Linked DNA regions of Homo sapiens: region 1 is linked to region 2. A link is a loop called in an ENCODE intact Hi-C map of the cell type or tissue named here. Cell type or tissue: HepG2. All regions are shown on one strand. Each heading gives the region's core, and the rest is flanking DNA. Links, peaks and the distances in the headings are about the cores only. Region 1 has its middle 85 kb from the start of SCHLAP1. Region 2 overlaps SCHLAP1 (SWI/SNF complex antagonist associated with prostate cancer 1).

Region 1 (5,390 bases), core at 168-5,167, 160 kb after region 2:
CTAGAGAGAAGTTTCCACTGGTGATGAGCCTGAATCGTAATTTTAAGTACAGGAATATCTAATGTTGCATTCTTAGCTGTTTGCAACGCTGTGATATTATCCCAATCTGTCACCCCATACTTTTGGCAGAGTCCAGTAGTCCATACAGCCTGGTATGGAGATGTTTAAAGAATAAAGTGTTGGAGCCATAAAGGGAGATGGGTCTGATTCAGACAGACCTGAATCATTACTCCATTTCTTAATTTGTATGAGAGGCTGGACAAATCACTTAATGAACTGCAGTGTTCTGAGTTAACATTTAATAATTGCTTAAAAGCTGTTAGCAAATATTATTTATTAACTGCTAACTATGTGTCAGGCAGTATTCCAAAACCTTTATAGGTATTTACTTATTTAATCCTCATGATAACTCTATTAAGCTGTGAACTATTTTGTTTATAACCACAATGTGCCTCTTGTGAGAAAACTGAGGTGCATTGCAGTTAAATAACTTGTTTGAGGTCACACAGCTTGAAAGCAAGGGACCTGAGATTTAAAGCAGGTACTCTAGTTCTAGAGCATGTACTTCACCCACCCCTGTTACACTATCCCTCAGAGGTTGATTACAAGCTTGGAAGCACTAAACAAAATAATACATGTTAACGCCAAGCACTGTAATTGGCACAGAGGATTTTAGTTAATATCTCTTTTTTCTTCAATTCACTCTATATTTATAAAACTTGTTTGCAAAATGATCAAAATGGATTTTGTCAAGGGTCTTAAAATTTAGACATAATATTCCTTCCTAATTTTCCTGACCAAACAATTAAGAATTCCATGAAACAAAGAAATGAGGTTAGATACGTTTTATTCTCTCCTAGTAAACACTAGTCATTTTTCTATTCCATTCTAGGATTTTATTTAAGGTGGAGACCAAGCTCATTTGTCTGTGGCCTTGAGTTTTAATCTGTGCATTTATCGAAGTAGAGTAACATACCTTATTCCATTTGTTCTCCATGGCAAGATCAATAAGAGAAACATTCTTCACTTCATTTCTGTGAACAAGAAACTGAGACTCAGTAAAGTAAATGCTTTGACCAAGACCAGCTTTCTAATAAGGCAAGGAAGTATGTTAAAAGTTGGCATATTTGGTTCCAGTTCAAGATTTAAGTGTCAGAATCCATGTTTTTTTATTTTATTTTTTAATTTTTTTTGTGGTCGGCTAGTAGCAAATATAGAGAGATTGAGACAAAATATAATATGCAATCAAACATCTTTTACTGTAGCTATGCAGTATATATATACAGAAATAATCATGCAAATTTTTAAATATAACATTAAAGACAAGTATTTTTAGATTGCTTTTATCTACTTACATTGATATCACTGCTTCCATTCATTAGGGTAAATAAACAAAAAGTATTGCATTGATAATTTCCCACATATAATTTCTATAGACAAAAGAATTGAATCTTAAAGCAGAAGGAATGTGGAAGGAAAAAATCAAAGGCCTGGACAATTCAATTAAATATGCATTTTAATGACAGTAATCTTCTCCCTTTAACCTCTAGCACGTCTGTTCATCTGAAATCTGAAAATACTTAAAATTATACTTAAGTATAGTTAAAATTGTGAACAAATCTCATCTCTGTAACAAATAGACTTTCACTGTCTACAGAGTCACTTAATAGCTGACGAATAGGTTCTATTAGGCTCTATCTTAATTGGTACTTGAACTTTTGCCTTAAGCTGATTTGGCTTCTATAATCCTTCCTGTTTTATCAACTGAAATGGTCAACTCCCTTAAAGCTTACCATACCATGGATGTATTTCACATGTTTATGTTTCAGCTTTTTGGACATTTTCCCCAATTGATTGAGGCATTGACTGTGAGATTTGTAACAAATAAATTAGCTCTTAACTCTTCATGTAACAAGATGTCTAGTTTCTTCAATCACAACATCCACTTAATTTCATTAAACCCAGCTCATAAATTCTACAGCTTGACAACCAACTAACCAACCAGAGTATAGTACTTGTACATAAAATTATTTTCTTATAGCAGATGTTGGTAGTTAGAGGATAGTCTTCCATAATCTCTCAAAATTAAATATTCATTTTATCCAAATTGCCAAATAACCGATGTAAGATAAGGGGAAAAATAATGGTGACTTCTATTCCTTTGCCTTCTCAAGCATTTTTAGCTGGTAAATGGCTTATATTTATGTACAAGGATGCCATAGATCAGACAGCCATTAACTGCCTCCAAGATCATTACTGCTCCCTCCCTTCTTCAGCTGGACCACCTGTCTTCCTTGCTCAGGGCAGTCGGTCCTGCTTTCCATCCCTTTCTTTTGTCAAGCTAAATGACAGCTTCTTTGATTTTCCTCACCACAGAAGCATCTATCACTGTATCCATTATCTATTCTGACATGTTTACATACTGTGTGTGCTCAGCTGATCGGGACTCTGTCCACAGTTCACAAGGCACCTGCCCTCCAACCTACAGTTGTGTATTGTGGTGAAATATCAGGCTAAGTCAGTGAGCAGCACTTGCTAAATTTGTTAAAATGATGTATATAATTGTACACACAAGAGTAAGCTGGATGCTAGGGAAACTTTAGACTCTTGGGCTATGACTTTACGAACTACCCACTCCCTCAGACTTAGTTAATTCGTTCAGTTCGCCTCAGTCTGGAAAAAAACAATGGGCTATTGATTTTTTAAAAAAATTTCTGTGGAAGGAAAACATTCAGCTAATTTGATATATCTACTGAATTAAAATATTCTCAATTTAGTAAAATAGTATTATGTTTTAACTTATTAAAAATCATCCGTAGAAAGTATAGTTACACACACGTTTACATATTTATCACATACTTATTTTATTTTATTTATTACATTATATCTTATATTTATTATATACCGATATATCACTTAGGACAGTCTATTTGAAAAAATTGTTTCATTTTATGGTTGTGGACATTCTAATTTTAAAAAAATGCATTAAAGTTATGTAAACCTAATCATTTTATTTCTCTAATTTCAGGTTCAACAACAAAAATTAAACTTTGATATACCTTATTTTTTTAAATGTTCAAAACAATAGCACATCTCATTTTAATTCTAAAGTAGGATTAGGTGAATTTTCCAAAATACACCTTCTAATGCTTTTAATGTATTTTCTATATATTTTTCAATTAGTAAACTTCATATAAGAAAAATAAAGAGAATGGGTTACCAAGCAATTCTTGCCCATCAAATAGAAACCTATCTGAATGAGTTTAAATAATCCAACGAAACCTGCAGTAAGTCTCCTGAATGAAGCGTATTTATTTTTCTCAAGTCCATTTTATATTCTGTACTCACTAACATTTGTAATACATTACTTCCCCATGCACCAATAATTTAATGATACCTTATTCTTTGCTTGAAAAGCAAAAGAAATATTATCAGGTAGTATTACAACAAGCTAAACCAATTACCTTCTAAAATGATTTTAATGCAGGCAAAATATGAGAGTCATCATTCTAGCATAGTGAGATTTATTAAGAGAACAATTCAAAGCAGTAAACTGGACTTCTTATATGCTACATCGCTTCCTATTGAGATTCAATTAATATTTTGAAAGTTTTTACTTTATACTGTAAAATTTTAAAATATCATATTCTAGCAGATTTTGTGTAAAGAAACTAATAATATCTCATAGGCCATTTGGTTGTAGCTTTCATATATACACATTCAAATTCAAGACATACACTGCAAGTGCTATTGCTAAAAGTAACAGGCTCACCAAATAGTATGAAAAATTGTTCCCATGTCCATAATTCAAAAGAAGTGAAGAAAAAGTTAAACTAGTATAAATCTGAGACCTTCAGGTAAATTCCGAATCTCAAATTATTAATTTGCTATGCAAAGGCTTGCTAATGGGTTATGCATTATTTCTTGTAAGCACATTAGTGGATATTTTAAATCAGATACTTACTTTTTTCCCTCAAGGATAAGAGTAGGCCCTGTCCTTAAATTCTGTGCACAAAGAGCCACTACAATACAATGATTATTTTCTCTTGGCAGGGACTCATGTGTTAGTATCAGGTGCCTTATTTTATCTGGAGAATAGGAGCGTTAAAGCATGTATTTCTTCTCCAACCTCTTTTGTCACTTCTCCTTCATTAGAGTTAGCATCTTTTGTTTCTTACTGTAATTTCTAGATTGAATACCATTTTGTTAGAAAAATTTCAAAGAAAAATACTTTTTTAAATAAATAAAACAATCTCTTAATAATGACCTTTCTTTGCTACCCATGTGTTTGCTTAACTATGTACTCCGAGTGCTGTAACTACATATAACACGGTAGGTTGGTTAAAAAGAAAAATGCATCAGTGTGCCACCACACAGAGTAAAGTATGCTATTATTAGCTTAATTATCACCCCCTAATAAGAAAATAAGAAATGCCTCCAACTTAACATTTGAGAGAGATTCATTTTTAGTTACAAAATAATAAGGCCCTTAATTTTTTGGCCTGTCGATCATTCTTACTAATGGACATGAATGCTACTTTCTATATTTTTACGACTGTTATTGGATAGCGTCATACTGATGAGAAATCATTGCTCTTGGGAAAAATAATGTTGTATAGCATCAAATGCAGAAGGGTAGATGCTAAGATCTCACTCCCAGATGGAATGTGGTATTGTGATCTCAAAGGAGAAGATGTGAGTTAAACACTTTAGGCATACTTTGCATTATCATGAAGATTTGTTTTTATTATGTGCATTTTTATGTGCATTGTCTCATTTATTTGACACAAGGATTTCATGAATAAATACTTCTATTAATCCATTTTTATATGAGGAAACTGAGAAATTAATTTATGACTTGTATGAAATCATATACTCATGATTTCAAAGTCATTGCTCCAAATTTCATTTTGCCCCTTTCTCCTCCCCTATATGTGGCAAGCAAATCAGGACATGAACTACAGTACCAGCAATATACAATATACATAGTCACTAAGATCACAGGCTATGGTGCCAGGCTTCCTAGGTTCACATTCTACCTCTGCTACTTATATAACCAGTACTAACCCTCACCTTGCTTTAGGCAACGTAACAGTCCCGATCTTATAGGTTTATGGCAAAGATTAATGAGGTGGCAAGCGCAAAGTACTAAGAACATCCCTGGCATATAGGATGTTCTCAGTAAACCAGGTTGTTACACATGCATTCATTCCCTAATCATTTATCAACCTCTTTTTGCAAAGTACTTGCAGATTGGTAAAATGAGTAACAGTCTATGTTCGCAAAGATACTAGAATCTAGTAGAGAGACTTACATATCAATAGATAAACGTTAATAGTGGCTGTAAATCCATTGCTAAAGGAGAATGAAGAACAGACTACAACAACTTG
Region 2 (5,390 bases), core at 96-5,095:
CTCTGGTTTCTCCCCATCTTTGTGGTTTTATCTACCTTTGGTCTTTGATGTTGGTGACCTACAGATAGGATTTTGGTGTAGATGTCCTTTCTGTTGATGTTGATGCTATTCCTTTTTGTTTGTTAGTCTTCCTTCTAACAGTCAGATCCCTCAGCTGCAGGTCTGCTGGAGTTTGCTGGAGGTCCACTGCAGACCCTGTTTGCCTGGGTATCACCAGTGGAGGCTGCAGAACAGCAAATATTGCAGAACAGCAAATATTGCTGCCTGATCTTTCCTCTGGAAGCTTCGCCCCAGAGGGGCACCCACCTATATGAGGCATCTGTTGGCCCGTAATGGGAGGTGTCTCCCAGTTAGGCTATACGAAGGTCAGGGATCCACTTGAGGAGGCAGTCCGTCTGTTCTCAGAGCTCAAATGCCGTGCTGGGAGAACCACTACTCTCTTCAGAGTTGTCAGACAGGGACGTTTATGTCTGCAGAAGTTCTCTGCTGCCTTTTGTTCAGCTATCCCCTGCCCACAGAGGTGGAGTCTAGAGGCAGTAGGCCTTGTGGAGCTGCAGTGGGCTCCGCCCAATTTGAGCTTCCCAACCGCTTTGTTTACCTACTCAAACCTCAGCAATGGTGGATGCCCCTCCCCAAGCCAGGCTGCTGCCTCCCAGTTCTATCTCAGACTGCTGTGCTAGCAGTGAGCAAGGCTCCATGGGCGTGGGACCCACTGAGCCAGGCACAGGAGAGAATCTCCTTGTCTGCCAGTTACTAAGACCTTGGGAAAAGTGTAGTATTTGGGTGGGAGTGTCCCGTTTTTCCAGGTACAGTCTGTCATGGCGTCCCTTGGCTAGGAAAGGGAAATCCCCTAACCCCTTGTGCTTCCCGAGTGAAGTGATGCCCCGCTCTACTTCAGCTTGCCCTCCGTGGACTGCACCCACTGTCCAACCAGTCTCAATGAGATGAACCAGGTACCTCAGTTGGAAATGCAGAAATCACCCATCTTCTGCATCAATCATGCTGGGAGCTGCAGACCACAGCTGTTCCTATTTGGCCATCTTTGAACCGACAATTTTCTTTTTCATTGAAAACCAGTGAATTTTTTAAAAAAGAATCCAGGTCTATAACTATGGGATTGACAATACAATATTGGTTATGAAAAAGTCAAGTTTCTGGACCTGGATCATCGTAACATTGCCAATATACTGTGAGACCATCTGGTAATACCTCTTTGTGACTATCTGGTCAGCAATTTTCTGGCATAACCCCTGCAACTCTCAGAAATAGGGAACTAGATTTCAGAAACAAATATAGAATAATGACTTCTCTATTTGCACATCTGTAGCTCATTTATTAATTTGCAAAAAATCAGATTTCAATAACCATCATTGTATCAACATCTAGAATAGAATGTGCAATTCAGTTTTTTATTTTATTTTATTTTATTTTAATTTTATTTATTTTTTGAGATGGAGCCTCAGTCTTGTTGCCCAGGCTGGAGTGCAATGATGTGATCTTGGCTCACTGCAACCTCAGCCTCCCTGGGTTCAAGTGGTTCTCCTGCCTCAGCCTCCCAAAGTGCTGGGATTACAGGTGTCGACCACCATGCCTGACTAATTTTTGTACTTTTAGTAGAGACAGGGTTTCACCATGTTGGCCAGGCTGGTCTTGAGCTCCTGACCTCAGGGTATCTGTCCACCTCAGCCTCCCAAAGTGCTGGGATTATAGGCATTAGCCACTGCCCCTGTGCAATTCAGTTTAACTCTAAGTCTAAGTCAATTGGAAAGATATTCATTTACCTATGTATTCCTCACAACTCTTAGTCTCTCGAGGTGCTTTGCGAAAGTATTTTTGGGATTAAGAAGTTTAGAAAACACTGTATACTCTATTTCTATTTAGAGATTCAGAACGTATATTAGCCTTTAAGGATATGACAAGTATTCAGGATATCTGTTTAACTTTAATCCAGCATTTTCCCTTTTTTCTCCATCCCCTCCCTCTTTTGTGTAACCAATTATTCATTAATATCCCTTATAACACACTCGTGTATTATCATTGCTATCTATTTCTTACCCTACTTCATGTGTTTAAAGTCATTTAATATTATTAAGGCTTGTAATTGGGAAAATTAATCTGTTTTTGCACATTTATAAAGGTTGAATGCATCATGATTATTTACTTTGCTCTGCAATAATATTCAAATCAGTTTCTGCTTATCTCCTTTTTACATGAGGTTTGTCCTCTTAATAACATTCAGTTTACCAAATATGGCAAAAATGCATTTTCATTTCTCACATAGCTAGAAAATCTTTGCAGTATCTGGGCAAATAATTTTCTTCCTGCATTTCCTAGTGTACATTTATTTGCTTTGCTCTGTCAATATGCTTCAGTTGCAAATGTAAACATTGAAATGATCTGAAATTCCCTCTGACAGAGAGGTTTCCACCACTGATATACATTTCTCCTTGTATGTTTTGCTGTGTGAACAATTCCTTTCTTTGTTCACACATTAAGGCTTTGCCAGAGGCAGGCATTTATGGCATTAATATACAGAATGTTGTGGGTATCTCTTTTATTTTCTGGAAGGATAGCAGATGAAAACAATACTGAGCTCTAAAGGCATAAGTAAATACAAAAGATTTCAAAGACCAACTGCTAGCTGAAGTTTTCTTCAAGTTCAGTATATAACCATCTAACTCTGGGGGTAGAGTGTGTGCATGTGTGCATGGGAGCAGGCATGTGTGTCTATCCAGAGAGAGCGATTGAGAGAGAAAGAGAGAGAGAGAGAAGGTGGGGAGGGGGTAGATAAAGAGAGTTTGTCTCACAGCGTTGTTTCAAATGCCAGCCTCATTTTGCCTCTAAAAAAGAATAAAACCACAATTTTGTAATATATTTACTGATACAAAATATAGTTTAGACATATAGTGAGTCCATCATTAATGATACAAGAATGTTTCAACTAAGAAGACAGTTTATATTTCTGAAAAAAATATGATGAAAAGAAGAAAACATTGAGCTACTACATCTATTTTTGTGAAAATCTTAAATGAAATTTGAGGGTATACAAAGGAAGCAAAAGCAACCAAAAGAGACACCACTACTGTCAGACTCTCCCCAGAGGTTATGTGATCAAGTGGCTGAGGCACTTTTGCTAATGAGGCTCAGGCTTAATCTAAGCTTTAAAAGGAACATGTGGAATTTGTAATGTCCATAGCACTCTCTTCCCCATTTAGCTTTCTTTTCATTAGGCATGTCTAGATGAACACTAATATGTATTATATAATTTTTATTTAGCCACATCTCTGAGGAAGTCAGAACTGTGCGGCTATTCTCAGCTTCCATTATTAACCACATTTATCAGTATGAAGGAAGGAGAAGCCAGGAAATACCATTCCCATTTTATAGACAAGATAATAGAAACTGACTTCCTCTAGTTCATAGAGGACATAGAGACAAACTGGACATAGAGACAAACTGGAGTAGACACAGGTGGATAAAGTAAGTTTCATGACTTGATTACCCCAAAGCTTACTACTGCATCTTTGAGCATGGGGGCTGGAAAATAAGTCAGTGGTGTGTCCTTGGGTGCTAGAAGCAGAAAAAAGAAATGTAAGGAATCATCTCTCTCCAACATTGTAGCATTGCCATGCAGAGGCTGTCCTTATGCATATCTTTTTTTGTTTTTTTTTGAGATGTAGTTTCGCTCTTGTTGCCCAGGCTGGAATGCAATGGCACAGTCTCTGTTCACTGCAACCTCTGCCTCCCAGGTTCAAGTGATTCTCCTCTCTCAGCCTCCCAAGTAGCTGGCATTACAGGCATCCACCACCACGCCCGGCTAGTTTTTGTATTTTCAGTAGAGGCAGGGTTTCACCATGTTGGCCAGGCTGGCCTCAAACTCCTAACCTCAAGTGATCCACCTGCCTCGGCCTCTCAAAGTGCTGGGATTACAAGCATGAGCCATGTGCCAGGCCTCTTGTGCATATCCTGAAGCATGAATTCTACAAATGAAATAGAGTTCAGAAGGATTGACAGTGAAGAAGTGGAGTTGACCCAACAGGCAAGCCAAATTAATTTGGAAGTTATTTTGTTTGCCACACACTCCTCCTGAAACAAGGACAGCCCTTCTCTCCCAGTTATTACAGTATAGGACAATGGAAAGTCAGGAGGAGTCACACGAATCCTTTTCTGCTTTTCCAGACCAAGTGAAAGCTGTAAAGGGAAAGAGAGAACTAGCTATTGCTACATTAAGAAAATGAGGTGCCAAGTGAAAACCCCAAATCTTATTTTTACAGCCGCCAAGAAGTTTCAGTCTAGGATTCATGCTGGGAGCAAGGTGCACATCACGTGAAATTCACGGCCTACATCACAGGAGAGCGCCGTCGATACTCTGGAGCCCAATGCTGTATTTGGCACAGGAAGAGACGTTTGAAAATCAGAAAAGTTCACATTTCATGAGTTCTCGTCCAGAGTATTCTCTCTGGTCTCCACAGTGCTTTACTGTGAGCAGTGAAACAGCCTAAGCGAAGTAACCAGAAATCCACAGATATCAAGGAAAAGGGTTAGTTAGCTTGCGTTCAGTCTCTGACATTCCTGTGAATTGCTGGGAGCCAACGGGACACAGGCAGAGAATATCAGATTGCCCCCTCTGCCAGTCAGCTCTTGAATTAGTTTCCTATTGCAACTGTAACACATTACACAACCTTCGTGGCTCAAACAACACACATTAATTATCTCACAAATCTGGAGGTCAGAGTTTCAAAATGAGTCACACTGGGCTGAAATCAAAGTGTCGGCAGGACTACTTCCTTTCTAGAGGCTCCAGGGGAGTATTGTTTTCCTTGCCTTTTCCAGCTTCTAGAGGCTCTTTCGTTGGCAGCAGTGCCAGCAGTGGAAGATTAAGCTTTCACACTTCCCATTATTACAATCTCCTTTTCTGCCATCACACCTCCTTTCTTGACTCTGATGCAGCTCTGTCTCTGTCTTTATTGTTCAAAGACCCTTGTGATTACCTGGGCCCACTCAGAAAATCCAGGATCCTCTTCTGATCTTAAGGTTAGCTAATTAGCAACTTTAATTCCATCTGCAACCTCAATTCCTCTATGCCCTATAACATAACGCGCTCTCAGGTTCCAGATTAGGATGCGGACATTTTGGAGGGAAACTTTGTTTTGCTTAAAATAGCTCTATAGCTGCCCATCTCTCCACTTGGTACCATGTTGTCTTTATATAGTTATGGTTGAGTCATACTGTGGTTTAGTCCTGCTCTTTTCTATCAACACCTTCACATATATTGCCTCTTTAATTCTTAAAATATGTAAAAAAATCCTTGTTTTACAGAAGGAAAATAAGGCAAAGAAGGACTAGGTGACTTTGTCATTATTGGATATGAAATTGGGGGCAGAACTGAT

The links. A loop is a pair of places that touch in the nucleus more often than their neighbours do. Peaks named below come from ENCODE experiments on the same cell type or tissue, not always from the same donor. Only the 100,000 strongest peaks of a DNase experiment are listed, where the experiment ranks them.
Region 1: a loop joins it to region 2, with 9 times the contacts of the local background. A loop is called at or near these places in 3 of 110 quality-filtered maps.

Annotation. Positions count from the first base shown.
Region 1 is chr2:180,604,762-180,610,151 of GRCh38, reverse strand. No RefSeq gene overlaps it. Among named protein-coding and RNA genes, the nearest start is that of SCHLAP1, 85 kb to the left of the region's middle. RefSeq lists a silencer at 2,336-2,630. In HepG2, for the core only: no CTCF peak of the experiment used is centred there; a DNase peak (open chromatin) is centred at 2,441.
Region 2 is chr2:180,760,763-180,766,152 of GRCh38, reverse strand. All of the region lies in intron 3 of SCHLAP1 (SWI/SNF complex antagonist associated with prostate cancer 1), which reads right to left. Among named protein-coding and RNA genes, the nearest start is that of SCHLAP1, 71 kb to the right of the region's middle. In HepG2, for the core only: no CTCF peak of the experiment used is centred there; DNase peaks (open chromatin) are centred at 572, 2,412 and 4,722.